Regions from separate parts of the Homo sapiens genome. Here region 2 is linked to region 1. A link is a contact called in ENCODE Hi-C or POLR2A ChIA-PET data. All regions are on one chromosome and are shown on one strand. Each heading gives the region's core, a stretch centred on a gene start or an enhancer-like site at or near the end of the contact. The rest is flanking DNA. Distances are from core to core; before and after follow the strand shown.

Region 1 (7,897 bases), core at 3,505-6,004:
CCTAGATCAAGGTTTTAAGGTCTAGCTCAGCTGATAAATGTCAAGGGGCTAGGGTGGTGTGTTCTTGCACATTTTAGTTGCATTTTTATTTTTCAAAGGAAAAAGAATGTTTTACATCTCTTGCCTGGCATTAGGGTTTTTAATTTATGCTCCCCAACCACCTCCTTCCTCCTAGGGAGACTGAGTGGCTAAGGGAATTTAAACCATGAAAGGCAGGCACTTTCATGTATAAACAAAAGATTGTGCCTAGAGAAAGTGTAGAGATCTGCAATGCAGAAAGGAAAATGCAATTTCTAAAGCATCTGGATAAATGAGGATGCGAACGCAAATGTTATAGCAAGTCTGAATGTTGTTCGTGCTTCTCGGCATCTTGGGGAAATGACCATTTGACGCTTGTGGGAGATCATACTCAAAGCTTGCAGATGCATTCACTTCTCCAAGACACTTTCCCTGACTTTCTCTAGGTGCATGATTTTCCTTTGTACTTGTAGAGACTCTCCAGCCACCCAACACTTTCAGTTCCTCTTCCAATGCTTACAAGAAAACAAATTCCCCACCCCTCAGGAGGTTATGTTTGGTTCATGTGATTGGGTTCTGGCCAATGAGATAAAAGGAGTTGAAACACAAGCCCTTTCTAAGCCTGGTCATAAAGCTTTCAAGAGAATTGTCCACATTCTCTTCCCCTTATGTGGTGCCCTTGGTCACGTAATGAACATGGCAGATCGCAGTTGGGAAGGAGCTTGGATCCATGAGTCACTGCATGGAAAACAGTTGCCAGGAAAATCCTCTGGATCTTCATCACACTGTGAAGTAAGTTAGAAATAAATTTTGTCTGTGAAACCACTGAGAATGTGGGGTCAGTTATTAGAAGCTTGCATTCATTAGCACAAATACTATGAAATGTGATGTTATACTACACTAAAATCAATCTCAAAATTACTGTTAAGTTTACATGTGGCTGGACATTGAGTGCAGAAAAATAGACATTGGAGACTTTGAAAGGTAGGAGGGTGAGAAGGGGCTGAGGGATGAGAAATTACTTAACAGGTGCAATGTACATTCTTCAGGTGATGGTTAAACAAAAAGCTCAAACTTCACCACTATGCAATGTATCTATGTAACAAAACTGCACTTGTACTCCTTACATTTGTACATTTAGGCGGGGTGTGGCAGCTCATGCCTGTAATCCCAGCACTTTGGGAAGCTGAGGTGGGTGGATCACCTGAGGTCAGGAGCTTAAGAACAGCCTGGCCAATGTGGCGAGACCCTGTCTCTACTAAAAATACAAAAATTAGCTGGGCGTGGTGGTATGCGCCTATAGTTCCAGCTACTTGGGAGGCTGAGGCAGGAGAATAGCTTGGACCCGGGAGGTGGAGGTTGCAGTGAGCTGAGATCATGCCAGTGCACTCCAGCCTGGGCCAGAGAGCGAGACTCCATCTCAAAAAAAAAAAAAATAATAATAGTATATTTAAAAATTACAAGTGGCAATTTTGATACCACCCTACCAGCTCATTTTAGAACATTTAGGGAAAAATGCTTTGTGGGTTGACATTCTCTCTTGCTAAACAAGTGAGGGAGAAAATGCCAAACCTAATCCCTTTCGAATCACAAATATGCTGCCAACTACCATACATATTAATATAGTTGACACTAGAGAGCAGCTTAAGTAAGGCATAAACACAAAGTAACCAGACAAGACCCATGTTTTACAATGTTGCCGGTAACACTAAAGGCACACCCCTGCCCTCTGAAGCCAGCTGTTCTTAGGGGCTTTAGCTGAGATACTAAAATAAAACTTAAATCTGATGTTCAATCAATAGGGACTTTGCCAATTGATAATTTAATGAAATAGCATCACGAGGAGATCATTCAGCTTTAAAACAGTGATCCTTAATATTTTTATATCCCATAGCAATTTAGAATTTGATGAAATTTTGCAAACCTCCCCATCAAAACACATATACAAATGTAATAACTGACATTTGTTCAGTTTTAGGGATGCTGTTGGACCTGCTGGAGCACCAATGTACCCTCGAGGATCCGTGGATCCTAGGTTGAAAGCACCTGGCAAGGATGGGTAGCTGGTTGCTTGGATCAGTGACAAGGATGTAAGAGAGGGAACTGGGGGTATTGAAGAAGAAAGTTTATATCATCAAAAAAGCTACTGAGTATCACCACCATTTGTTGAGTTCTGGCTGGATGTTATACACTGTGCTAAATGTTTCAATATATTTAATCTTTTTAAAGCTCTTGCATTGTAATTATCCTACAAGCAAGGAAATGGGCAGAGAGAAGTTAAGAGACTTGCCCTAGACTGTATAATTAGTAAGTGGTGAAGCCTGAATGCCAACCATAGTCTACAGTCTTAATTACGATGGTCTAAGTCAGATTTTTCAAATGCATTGTTCTGAAGGGTGAAGAATCTTTAGAAGATAATAATTTTTTAACCTCTAAGTATGCTCAGTTGGAATTTAAGATTTTTTGTTTTAATTAAATGACAACAAATAATTAATTCATTTAGGCACACCATATATATAGCAAAAGTTATTGAAAGAGACAACCAGATTGCAGGGTTGTATACGGCAACTACTTTATTATTTTCAAATGCAAACTCTTTGCATTTAGTTTGCTATTTTACAATTTTACAAACTAGGTATAAAAGACCATAAATAAATGACATAAGTTATGTGTACCTAAAGTTCATGAAGGGAAGAAAAATACCTTGACAAATTAAAACAAAATAGAAAATCTATGTCTAACTCCAGAAATCACTCAAAGTTTGGAACGTGTGAACCGAACAATGTTCTGTTAATTTCTTATTCAGTATGAACTAAATTATAATATGCCTTATACATTCTAATTTGAACCACAGTCCTTGCATATTCCAACATACTTAGAGTGATACAAAAAATAAACGCACTCTTCAGTGTGTATCAATGCTTGATGTTGTTTGGAGAATGTTAAATAAGTGAAAATATTGCTTCTAGAACTTTCCTTTATGGGTCAGAATTTAAGTGTCTTCAGACAAATATTGAGGCTATACGGGTGTACGGATTAATACACATATCCTTCACAGATTGAATACAAGAGGTCTCAGAATGCACACACCAGCAGTGTAGCGAGCACAACCTTTCTTTAAAATAAGAACGTTTTTCAACCCACCAGAACATTTCACTCGTAAGATTGCTAAAAAATAACTTGGGGCCTGCATACACAAGGTGAAGCTACTTGATTTGGTGCAGCGGGGTAGTTTCCCACTGCTCTAGAGATCGGCACATGAGTTAGCATTGGAGCTCACTCGGCCAGGGCTTGCCCACGGGCTCAGACCCAGACCCTGAAGTTGGCCTCCTACCCTTACCTCTGGAAAAGATGAACTGCTCAGAAGAGTCAACCTCATTTCTTTATACATATTTTTCAGGCATCAATGCATAGGCACATCCCTTAAAAAATATATTAAGGTCCCCAAAAAGGGGTGAATCAACTTTGTCACTCTGGCATAGAACACAATGCCACACACCCTGTCAGAATGTAATAAATATTTATTGATGATTTTCTCTACTTATTCAACAATAAATGGTTCAGAATCTATTTTTTTTCCTCATTTTTCCCTGATTTGATGTTATAGCTTATATAAATGGCCACGGTTTCTGCAACCACAGCTTAGGATAAGCAAGGCAGCCACTCAGATTATGAAAAATGGCAGTAAGTTGGCTGGAGTTTGGTATACATATCATATCAATACTGAATCTTCACACTCCGGAGCTCCGATTCTAGAAGGCTGATGCTCTTGTGAGGGCAACAGGAGTTAGCTGCATATTAATTACTGTAGAACTTTCCAGGTAATTAGGGAATGTGAAATTGCCTGAGGCCATTTCATCCCAACTACCTTAACCTCAAGAGTCACTGGCATGTATTTTTCTGTGATATTGGGAGACAAAGTATTAATCCAGGACACACCATCTCAAAGCTGACACACATATCTACGTTCATCTCCAAAAGTATATGAATTGCATATATTCGTTCGCATTCAACAAGTCCATTTATGCAGGAAAACAAAGGCTACTTGTACTCCATTTGGGGTTACCAGACACATTCCATCTCCTTCTCTCTCTCCATCAAGGAACTGATGATTCAGATGAGTTCAATCAGAAAATTTGTAATTTTGATGATGGGTTGTCACCTGAATGGATTTATATTTTAAATTACTTCACCATTAAGGTGAAAATGCCTCTGTCCAAAGCTGTAGAATTCTTATTAAGGTTAGTGTGACAGCTACAAAATACACGTGTAGATACAGGATGCGTGTAGATACAGGATGCTGAACATCTCTGGGTTGTCTTTCCAAGGGGATGGTCTCCAGGTCCACTGTATCATGTAGTTCTTCATCTTGAAACTGGTGGAAAACCAGAACTCTCCAGGTGTAGCATTCCACAACATTCATGGGTAGTCCTAAGCATGAGGCTACGCACATACACACACCCGCACACAGACAGGCACGCATACAGACACACTCACACCTATGTACACACATCAAAAGAGATAGTCAGCTCATATTTAGTCTAAGAAAAAAATATATTTATATCACTGCAATGGCACACCCTGGGTAAAATGTTACTTCCGCAATGCATATCATAGGCAGCTCATGGAACTGGCTTTGTTTTGTGTGGTTGCACCTGACCTGGTGTCCATAGTAAGACCTGTAGCATTTGGTCACTTGCTGCCACACCAATGCAGCAGTGACACACAGGAATGAAATATGGAAATACATATAAATAAAACCGCAAAGAGTCTGGGGCAAGGGCTCTGCAGAGCTGGTGCTGCGAGACAGTGCATTCCTCAGTGCAACTGGAGAACAGATGCTGAATCTTAAGTGTTTGCTGTTTCTTTCACTGCGAAAGGGGATTTGAAAGTCACACATTTATTCTTTTCAGGTATGGGTGTTGTTTCATCAGTGTCTTTGCCCCAGAACTGGTGTAATTGAAGCAGAAGAAACACATTTAGACGGAACTGAGGAGGGTGTGTTCTGTTTTCTTCCACGGGCTTTGTAATCAACAGGAAGGGCTGTGAGGCCAAGATAGCAGAATCTACTCCCTGTAGATAAAAGAGCAAGACTTTAGACAAAACGTCGACCCATATTGCGAGCCAACTGTCAACCACTATTGTAAGAAAGAATATATAGGTTCGTAGAAGTTGGTATCCTTCAGTAAAAGTAGTTCAGTGGTGAGATCACGAATTATACTTTCCTTTTCTGAAAAATAGCAATTATAAGAGCAAAAAAAACCTGTTTACTAACAGCTTAATTACAACTCCGAGATAGGTACTATTCTTATCTCCATTATATGGATGAGGAAATTGAGCATAAGGAGACTAAGTACCCTGCCCAATGCCATACCCTCTGGAGTGGCAAGGCTGGGATTAGACCCCACAAAGTTCTAATTGATATTTATGCTTTAACCACCGTGTTGAACAGCCTGTCTATGAAATGAAAATCCTGACTTGTTTCAGTTCACAATCCACCCATAGTCAACAATAATGATTGAAAAATGCAAACTAAGGGCCGGGCGCGGTGGCTCACGCCTGTAATCCCAGCGTTTTGGGAGCCGAGGTGGGCGGATCACGAGGTCAGGAGATTGAGACCATCCTGGCTAACGTGGTGAAACCCCGTCTCTACTAAAAATACAAAAAATTAGCCAGGCGTGGTGGCGGGCGCCTGTAGTCCCGGCTACTCGGGAGGCTGAGGCAGGAGGAGAATGGCGTGAACCTGGGAGGCGGAGCTTGCAGTGAGCCGAGACAGCGCCACTGCTCTCCAGCCTGGGTGACAGAGCGAGACTCTGTCTCAAAAAAAAAAGAAAAGAAAAAAAAGAAAAATGCAAACTAAGAAGTGAAAAAAAGTGGTGGTTTTTCTTAACAAGAGAGTAACTCCTGATAAATAGAAGTATCTAATCTAACATGGCGAAAGAGCCATACTCTCTACATGTAAACAGGCAGGAGAGAGGGAACATGGGACACAGGGAGATACTTGCTCTATGAACGACAGAGGTCTTCTAGGTTCAAGCCTCCTTCCACATATCAAGAACTAATCAGCCGCAGGCTGGAATTCTAGACATCAGCCTGGAATCGAACAAGGCTGGCACACAGCAATGGACTCCTCATGGCTCCTCATTGTCCATATATTTGTCACATAATCAACTCAAACCAAAGGAAGTAAGTTCCCTTCTTTCATTTATAACAACCAACTATCCAGATTACTTATTGGACTATGCCTCCCACCACGGTGACCATGTTTAGCAGCTGGTGGCCTCAAGCAAAGGGCAGTAATTAAGACCAAAATGCACTTTTATAGATTATTTTGCCTATTTTATCAAATCACTTGTCTGTTTTGCATATGTGTACATTTATCGTGTAGAGAATAAAATTTAATTTTTTGTAGTAAACGACCATATTTAAAATTGTAGAAAACACTTTAGTCTATTTAAAGAGAGAGAAATCGTTTTCTGGCCAGGTCTTGTAGCTCATACCTGTAATTCCAGCACTTTGGGAGCCCAAGGAGGGAAGACTGCTTGAGCCCAAGAGTTTGAGACCAGCCTGGGCAAAAGAGCAAGACCCCATCTTTAAAAAAAAAAAAAAAAATTAGCCAGGCATGGTTGTGCACACCTGTGGTCCCTGGGTCGACATGAACATGAATGTTATGTTGACAATTACGTAAAAATGACAGAAAAGTCATCAAATCTACCTTCTAACTATTTCCTCTCTGGAAATCGGTCAAATCCATCAAATGTAGTTTTTGAAACCTGAATGTGAAGGGATTTCATCAGGTGGGCAGGTATTTATGTGAAGTATGAGGAGAACATGAATATGATCTTAAAACGCTAGAGTGTATTCCACGTCCTGCGGACACACAAGGTTGGTAATGGTTTCTTTTGCTACTAGAAATTCTTAAAGGAGAAAGAATGGTCTCATAAACACGTGTTGCCTTTCAGTCTGCCAATTCCTTCTCCACTTAACATCTGGATATCAATAGATATTACATAAATATATTTGTAATATTAAGTGGGCAATTTGGGGACTTGGTGTGTATGCAGAAATGATTGGACATTTGAATTGAGATGTAAGGGAATGTGAAGACTTGTATCTACTTAATGCCAGGATACGAGTTGAGTGAAATAAGCCTTCTCCTCACCATTGAATTCAGGCAACTCCTTTATCATGGGAAATTTCTTAAACAGAGACCAGACAAAGCATGTGGTCTATGTAGGGTCATGAGTTAAGGAGAATTCATTGTGACTAAATAAACAAAGGCTTGTTCCTTTGAGTCAGTCGTGATGACATCAAAATGTCTTTACCATCCAGTTCTTTTCATTGCAATAGAATTTTACTTTTGTATCACTGTCTTCCCCATTACAAAACAATAATTTTATAAATGTCAAGGCTAAATAATGCATGTTTATCCTGCCAGCATAACTTGAAAGGTCTACCACCATTGTATAAATATGTATTTACCTCCAAACTCTCATAAATCCATTTAAGTGAAGAAGCTTCACTGTGTGACCCCCCTACCACTGAACTTCATTTCACCCCACTCTGGCATGTTGTAATAAAACAATTGGGGTTACAAGTGAAAGACAGATGAATAATACTTGGACAATGTTGGAGGAAGAAGCGTACCTTTCTTCTGTGGAGCTCACCGTGTTTTACTTAAGAATATTTCATACACACTTGCAACAACACCATGCATTAGGAAAGGTGTTATTATTAAGGTATCATTATCTCTCTAATTTCCAGGTGGAGGAACTGAGTTATAAAGAAAAGTGGAGTGAATTTCCCAGTGTCAACATTTCAGTTGGCTTTAGAATCCATAGCTGTCCGGATGCCAGAGTCTGGCTCTGCGCCCTGGGAA
Region 2 (7,897 bases), core at 3,118-5,617, 98 kb after region 1:
GATGGGGCCTGAGAATCACACACACAAGAAGCAGAACCTTTAAAAGACTGAATTCCCCAATGCTACAGTTATTAGCAACGTATTACGATTCTCTGCTGAGGTTTTTAATCCTGGCTCCTCTGATGGGTCACCTTTAAAAAAAATGAGTGTATATATTAAAAATTTTCTGAAAGTTTTTGAGCACACAAGATTTTTAAAAAGTGTTTTATATTTAACAGATACGATCAGGTTAAACATCTATTTTTGGTATTGCATGTAGTGGACTAATGATTTTACACAACTTTCTGCCAGCATTTAATATCATATGTGTTTGACTCTTTCAACATTGCTTATGTCTGAGGAGCACAAAATAAAAATTCTCAAGGAGCTCCCTGAAGAGACCTAGTCTAGACTAAGTGAAATTTATGGAGAATTTGCACTGTCTGTTTTTGGTACAGTACAGAGAAGTCCCAGGGATGGTAGCAAAGATGAGAGCCCCAAAAGCTTGGGATAACAGACGATGATCTTCCTCTTAAAAGTACAAAAGGGTGCTGGCAACAACCCACCCTTTCCCACGGACTCAGTTATACTCCTGTAAGCCGGGGGGAGGGGGTTTGAAAATCTACTTAATGCATTTTGAACTCTTCAGCTTGATGGGTCATTGTCCCAAGAAATCGGTTTGAATCGGCAGCCGAAATACACAGTGTGACAGTGGAAGGTCCTCTGCACCCAGTTTGACAAGGACGACTTGGCAGTTTGTCCAGCCTTACAGGTGAGCCTTTCATAGGACCACATCCACAAAAGGGAACAGAGGAGAGCAGCACATCCCCAGACCTGAATCCCAAAGGAAGTGGACCATTTTCTTGCTTTCGTGTGATGCACTCTTGTAGGGCACAAAAGGTTAGTGTTTAGTCCTTCTCACAGCATGGCAAGTGGAGCTGGTCCCAACCTCGGGGATTTTGGGAGGTTCTGTGGGAAGTGTTTTGGCAGCCTGAGCATTCTCTGTCAACAGTTCAAATTCATGGGAAAAGGCATGAAGCCAAAAGTGCTTGCAGGTGAATTATTTGTCCCTTTCAAGTGCATCTTACTTACCCTGATGACGTGTAAGTGTGTTTATCTTTGTTGGGAGGGACTATCAGGTAGGTCAGTAAATCCTTCCATGTATAAATTATAAATCACAAATGGCATGCAGGAGAAATACCAAGTCAGAATCTGCTCATTTGTTTGTCCGTTTCTCATCCCAAATATTAAACACAAACGATGGGTGAAAAATTGATATTAATCATAATAAAAACAAGACCATGATGTTGACATGCTCCCAAAGTGTTTGGTCATGAGAGAAGAAAAAGTGGAACAACTGTTCTTTGTAAAACATGGATGAGCTGGAAGCCAGAACTGACCCATTTAAAGAAAGCAAGAGAAACAGATCAGGCTTATTATCAAATACAAAAGAACAGCATGTCACTAACAACCTAAATTTATCTCAGATGTACAAAAAAATCTTACTCATCCCAAGCAGATCTCTAGACCAACATTCAAAAATGACTATAAAAGGCATGGGAAGTTGAAAACCTTTTCTAGGATTCTATTTACAAGATGCTACCTCAATTTTTGTTTGTTTGTTTGAGACGAAGTTTTGCTCTTGTTGGCCAGGCTGGAGTACAATGGCACGATCTTGGCTCACTGCAACCTCTGCCTCCTGGGTTCAAGCGATTCTCCTCCCTCAGCCTCCCAAGTAGCTGGGACTACAGGCATGCGCCACCATGCATGGCTAATTTTGTATTTTTAGTAGAGACGGGGTTTCTCCATGTTGGTCAGGCTGGTCTCGAACTCCCAACCTCAGGTGATCTTCCCACCTCGACCTCCCAAAGAGCTGGAATTACAGGCATGAGCCACCACGGCCAGCCAAGCTACCTCAATTTAAGAAACATTATTTGATATCTCATTATTAATTAGTCTTCTTTTTCATATATCACAAAACAGTTGAAAATTACTTAAAAAGTACTCTTAATCAACAATCAAAATTAGATCCTGGCCACATCACACACGGTGGGTGGCTTACCATGCCTGTAATCCCAGCACTTTGGGAGGCTAAGACAGGAACACTGCTTACATCCAGCAGTTTGAGACCAGCCTGGGCAACATAGTGAGACTCTGTCTCTACGAGAAGTTTTTAAAAATTAGCTGGGCATAGTGGCATGCACCTGTAGTCCCAGCTACTGGGGAGGCTGAGGTGGGAGGATCCTTTGAGCCCAGGAGGTCAAGGCCTCAGTGAGCCGTGATTGTGCCACTGCACTCAGCCTGGGCAACGGAGCAAGACCCTGTCTCAAAAATAATAATAATAAAAGACATAGATCTCTTTTGTGTCTGGAAAGCAGACCATAAGAAGATCTACATTTTATTTTTTAAAATAGGATTTTTTCCCCCTAGCCTTGAGGCAGGATCATTTCTAAAGAGGCTCAGATTTGAAGGGAAAAAAAAAAAAAAAGATGAAGTCATAAATCCTTCCCCCAGGAAAAGAAAGAAAAACAAAACATAGCATTAAAAATTTTGGCAGATGGATGATCACCTTCATGTTTTCCTCAAGGCTGTGTTAAGGTTACATTTCTCCTGTCAAAAACACAACCAGGAATCCGTTCCCTGCTATGTAGAAGTGGAGGAAGTGAATGGCTGAAATACAATGACTGAGAAGAGGCCAGGCTCTGTGAAAAGGGGACCTGGATTCCATTCCTAACATTTAACAATTTAAGGTTTCTAGGGGTCAGTTTCCTCTAAGAGTACCAGACTAAATAATTTAAAATATCTCTTTTTAATCCTCAAAAATTCCAAGTCTATACGGTTCCCATGATCTGATAGATTCAATGATTTTTTTTTTTTTTTTTTTTGAGACGCAGTCTTGCTCTGTCCTGTAGGCTGGAGTGCAGAGGCACGATCTCGGCTCACTGCAACCTCCGCCTCTCAGGTTCAAGTGATTCTCTTGCCTCTGCCTCCCAAGTAGCTGGGATTAGAGGCGTCCGCCGCGACCCCTGGTTAATATTTGTATTTTTAGTAGAAATGGGGTTTTACCATGTTGGTCAGGCTGGTCTTGAACTCCTGACCTCAGGTGATCGGCCCGCCTCGGCCCAAAGTGCTGGGATCACAGGGGTGAGCCACCATGCCCGACCTAGATTCAGTGATTCTCAAATAACCTAGGATGCTCTGATAAACCCCAAAGTCACTTACAATTCAGTTCAAATGCCATTGAGCACATTAGTCCAGCACGTTTATCTTTCCTTCCAGGACTGGTGCAGACTCATTTATGGAGCTCAGGAACTGAGCTCCAACACTTTCTCAGCCCTAGGACTGTGAGCAAGGTCCTTTTTTTTCCCCAAATAAATCCACCCCTCCAAACTGTTTATTGAAATTTCTCTTACCTGTCTTAGCAGAGATTCCCAAGCACTCCTGTGCTCTTTTTGTCACTTATTAAAAATCAGATCAGAAAAAAGAGGGAAACAAATGTCTTTGCTCTATGGTGTGAAGGTTCATTCATCCACATGTATTGCTGAGCGCTCCTACGTGTGCCTGACATAGGGAAGGGATGACTGGCACGGCCTGTGTTTCCACAGAGCACATATTCTACTGGCAGGGATAGAACTGTACAGGAGAATAAACCTGGTAATATGAGAGACTGAGGATGGGGCTGGGAAGGTGGTTCATAGGGGATCTCAATTAATAAAGGGCCAGCAATTGTGAACATTACATGGGAAAGCATGCCAGGAAGAAGAGAAAGTTGCAGAAGGCCTACAGTAGGCATGTATTAGACAGACAGAAGATTACTGATGCTAGGAAATGTTGCAAGAGGCATGCCAAGATTGAGATCAGAGTGGTCATCCTGAGCCCACAGGCCCTTAACTCAGTGAGGAGTTTAGTTTTTATTCTCAGTCTGGCAATATGATTTGATACAAATTGTCAAAAGATTCATTTGGCTGCTGGTAGAACGTGGATGACAGGAAGTATGATTAGAAGCAGGGGACCTGTAAGGAGGCCCTTGAGATCCAGCAGAGAGGGCATGGCCACCTGGACCAGGGTGGAGGAGGGCGAGCCGGGAGTCGAGAGTTCCAAGTAAGTGACATAAAGGACTAACTCTGCTCTTCCTCACAGTTGCAGGGCATTTTTTTTTTTTAAGTGGACTTAAGATTCCAAACAAGTGACATACAAAGCAAATTTTGATTTTCCCCTTGGCTGTATCCTTCCAAATGAGTCATGTCTGCATCTACTTAAGCAGACTGGGACACCACTTCCCAGCTCAAGAATGCCACCCGCATGTGCTATCACAACAGCTTTGATGAGGCTTGGCCACCAGGCCCTGGGTCCTGACCACTTGCAAGTGGGCCACACCTTGATAGCAGCTGCATGACAGCACCCACTAACTTGAGGAAGCCAGCCGAGGGGCCAGCTTCCTGAGCGTGATTCAAACCGGAACTAAGGGTGCAGCTGACAAGAGTTTGTCAACAGCCATTGAAGTAAGTGAGTTATGAGGTTTCAGGTTGACATTAGGTAGCTGCTGGTGTGGGCAGCGCAGTGTTGTTTTACAACTGAGGTCTTTACTTTCCTGTTTCCTCCCAGAACAGAATTTCATCTAATTGGGAGGCAGAAAATAGGTAGCTGGTTTTCAGGAAAACTGAGAAATTGAGTGGATTTATTCAGATCTGAAACTGTTCATGCTTCCCCCTCCCCACTCCATGGCTTCTGTGGTTAAGAGCTCAGTCCTTATCCTCCAATGCAAAATGGTCCTCACCTCCAGCTTGTAAGAAACAAGAATCCTCTCCTGATGCCTGTAGTCTAGGTTAGGAAATCTCTCTTCCCTAGACCCCGCTCTTTACCCGCTCCTGCTGCACAACTGTAATCCAGTCATGAACTGTGTGTTTTGAGGTTTCATGTCTATCACCCTTTGCAGAACACACTCTCAGATCCATAGCAGCTGCAAATACGCCCATCCTGTTTACTATTACATCTCTAACATTTGGTAACCTGTAACCTGTAACGATGGCTACTCACCACAAATATGTAGACTAAGTATACGAATGAATGAATGAATGATGACACAGTTGCCTTTAGCATCTAAATGTCTAGACACAGAAAGCAACTCAGACCACTCCTTGCTGTGAACCAAGCTGTACGAAGATCATTTCAGATTTACTTTTCTTTTTCTGTTCCTATGTTTTCTGTTTCTATGTTTCTTGCCATTGTGACTTACATTTCCCTTCAAACAGCCTTGCAACATTATGGGCTTGGCTGAAGCTTGCCAAAAAGGAAACAGCACAATCCTAACACGGGTAAGCAAGCAGGTCTGCTGATAATACTTAAAAGGTGGGAGGAGCAGGGGAGGCAGAATTGTAATGCTCTCTTGCTTGGGAGCACTTGTCTCCCAGAGGAAGGGTTAGATCACTCAACAAAATATGAAACCAGAGAGCAGAGTAGTTTTGAAAAGTTAAAATATTTAGATATGAATAATTTTCAGAGGAAAGATAGCAGTAAAGGTTGGAGGGGTGGGGCTGGTGCAAGAAGAAATAAATCTTATCAAAGGCAGCCTTGGGAGCTCAGGCAGATAGGATAAGAGATAAGTCCCTTTGCAGAGTTAGTCACACCCTCCCACATACAATTCACTTGGCAAAGGTTCCTTTACTAACAAAGCAGGTGCATGTTTTAACCAAAAAACAGTGCAGTGCAACAGCTAGGGTGGCTATAAATGTAGTTTTAAACACTTTTTTTTTAAAGCAGGATATAACAAAACATCGTCTATAGGAAATCTGAAAATATAGGGTCTTATGGCCACAAAGCAAGTCCAAGTTTTCTCGTCGAACTTTAAATGATGGACAGTTTCTGAAAAGGGGCATTTGGACCTTAAGTCGGAGACAACAGAGCTGACATTCCTCCCAAAGCTCTGTGGAGTGGAAAACAGATGGTGATTCCAAAGCAAGAATCTGAGGAAAGGAGCCAGGTTGAGATGAGAAAGGGGCAATTAACAGTGAGAAAACCCAGTTCCTTTCCTTCAGCTCTTCAGACGAATCCAACAGAACTTCTTTTCCTCTGCTCCAGTTATTAGGTTGGTACAAAAGTCATTGCGATCTTTGCCATTACTTTCAATGGCAAAAACCGCAATTACCTTTGCAACAACCAACCTAATGTAAGGACATGCTACCTGGGAGACTCTGCTCATGGATGATATTAATGTTTCTGCCTCTGCCACTCAAAGTCAGCCCTACAAGTTACTATCCCCTAGCAAGGGAGCTACTCAGGGTTTAGAAACAAAGAACATTAAAAAGGCCTGTACATAGTGGTAGAATAACCAAATCAGCCTTTCAAATGCAAGGCAAAGAAGCATTCTATACTCACAGCCCAAATAAACAAAAGCAGTTTACCTCCAATGCAACCTAGAGTCCTAGCCTCGCCCTTTCTCTCCCTCTGGACTGAGACCTCTTTATTTCCTCTGTAGTTTCTCGGTGTCTCTTCTTTTCTCTTTTGCTTCCTCTCCCATTTCGTTTACTGACCATTATCAAAATTTAAAATTAACTTTTAAACACCCATTTTGTGTAATTTTTAAAAAGTATGATGTTCATGCTGATCATGTCATTCCTGTATTGAAAATCTCTCAATGATCCCCACTGTATATACCACAGGATTCAACCAGAAGAACAGAGAAGCTCAAAGCCTCTCATAGCCAGCCCCAATTTGTCCCTCAAACATCCTGCACTTCAATCAAACCAGACAGAGTACCAGTTGTTCTCACTTGGATTGTTCTTTAAACACTTCCCATCACCTACAAATAATGAAATTTTATCTTCTCTTCACAGCCTAAAATCAGCCAGTACCTTTTCTATCAAGCATTGCTACACTGGGGAATCAGAATTCAAATGTTTTCTGTATACACAGCACTTCTGTATACAAACACATATATGTGTCTTTGAACATATATTTATTTACTTTATTATCCAGTAGGCAACTGGTAGACCCAGAGTGTAAGACTTATTTCCTCTAACCACACACACACACACACACACACACACACACACACACAGAGAGAGAGAGAGAGAGCAAGAGGGGGGAGAGAGAGAGAGAGAGAAACACAGACAGTGCCTATTATCTTATCTTAAATATAATAGATGTATCTTTAGGAAGCAGAAGTTTTAAACTGAGTAGCCAAGTGTTTAGAGACTTTCAATTTTACTTTCTCTTCCCCCACATCCTATTTTTGAAAATTCATGTAATCTCTGATTTTGTTTTCTATGAGCTGGTGACGCTGAACAAATGAAAATCATCAATCATTCTTGAAATTCATATTTCATAAGGTAACATCGTAAGAGTTTCATGAAACTCCTCTGCCAGTTGCACTTTTAGCATGAATTTTTAGAAAAAGTATAGAATGACAAAAGGCTACTACACATTCAATAAGTCTTTAAAATATATTTGCATTTTGTTAACCATGGTAGGATCTGCATGCATTTGAAATTGGCTATAACTTATGTTTTGTTATATTGCGCCCCCTTTGACGCTTTTTAGAAAACAACATTTAAAACTACTTTTTGAAGAAACAGAAATTATGAAATTCTGATTATTTCATACACAACAAGGCTTGGACCATATAGTGTTAACCCAAGGATAATTCTTGTAAGAATTCTTCCCTATTCTCAACCCTCGGACTCTATTACCTACTGTTGTGAATGTCAATGAACTAATTATTGCTTGGCCTAACTTCTAGAATCCAACTTCATTCCAAACCTGCCCTTGAGTAAGGAAAGGAAGAAAGCTCTATCTAAGACCAGTGCAACGGGAGGATCTCATTTCCATTTAGATGTTACAGGATATTTTAAAAAGTAGAATTGAAACTGGACTTAAGTTTCCCAGACCAAATGCCAGAGACAGTAGAGATGCTATAGCC

What was found. A loop is a pair of places that touch in the nucleus more often than their neighbours do. ChIA-PET counts read pairs that join two places held with the same protein, here RNA polymerase II (POLR2A). Pooled maps may share reads with other maps.
Region 2: a loop to region 1 is called in a map of endothelial cell of umbilical vein, with 2.7 times the contacts of the local background. The contact joins two enhancer-like sites. A Hi-C loop is called at or near these places in 5 of 168 maps with a recorded cell type or tissue (CD4-positive, alpha-beta memory T cell, cardiac septum, endothelial cell of umbilical vein and 2 more) and 8 of 50 pooled maps. POLR2A ChIA-PET finds 5 or more read pairs at or near these places in 6 of 52 experiments (CD4-positive, alpha-beta T cell, CD4-positive, alpha-beta memory T cell, CD8-positive, alpha-beta T cell and 3 more).

The regions. Positions count from the first base shown.
Region 1 is chr2:221,415,462-221,423,358 of GRCh38, forward strand. It overlaps EPHA4 (EPH receptor A4), which reads right to left. Exons shown (of 18, transcript NM_004438.5): 18 at 2,566-5,091. Among named protein-coding and RNA genes, the nearest start is that of EPHA4, 150 kb to the right of the region's middle. Within about 2 kb of position 4,755, at least 2 of the 41 ENCODE cell types and tissues checked have a DNase peak (open chromatin) inside an H3K27ac peak, as active enhancers do.
Region 2 is chr2:221,513,509-221,521,405 of GRCh38, forward strand. The region is part of intron 3 of EPHA4 (EPH receptor A4); the gene reads right to left. Among named protein-coding and RNA genes, the nearest start is that of EPHA4, 55 kb to the right of the region's middle. RefSeq lists enhancers at 3,658-4,857, 3,831-4,332, 4,181-4,475, 4,333-4,832. Within about 2 kb of position 4,368, at least 22 of the 41 ENCODE cell types and tissues checked have a DNase peak (open chromatin) inside an H3K27ac peak, as active enhancers do.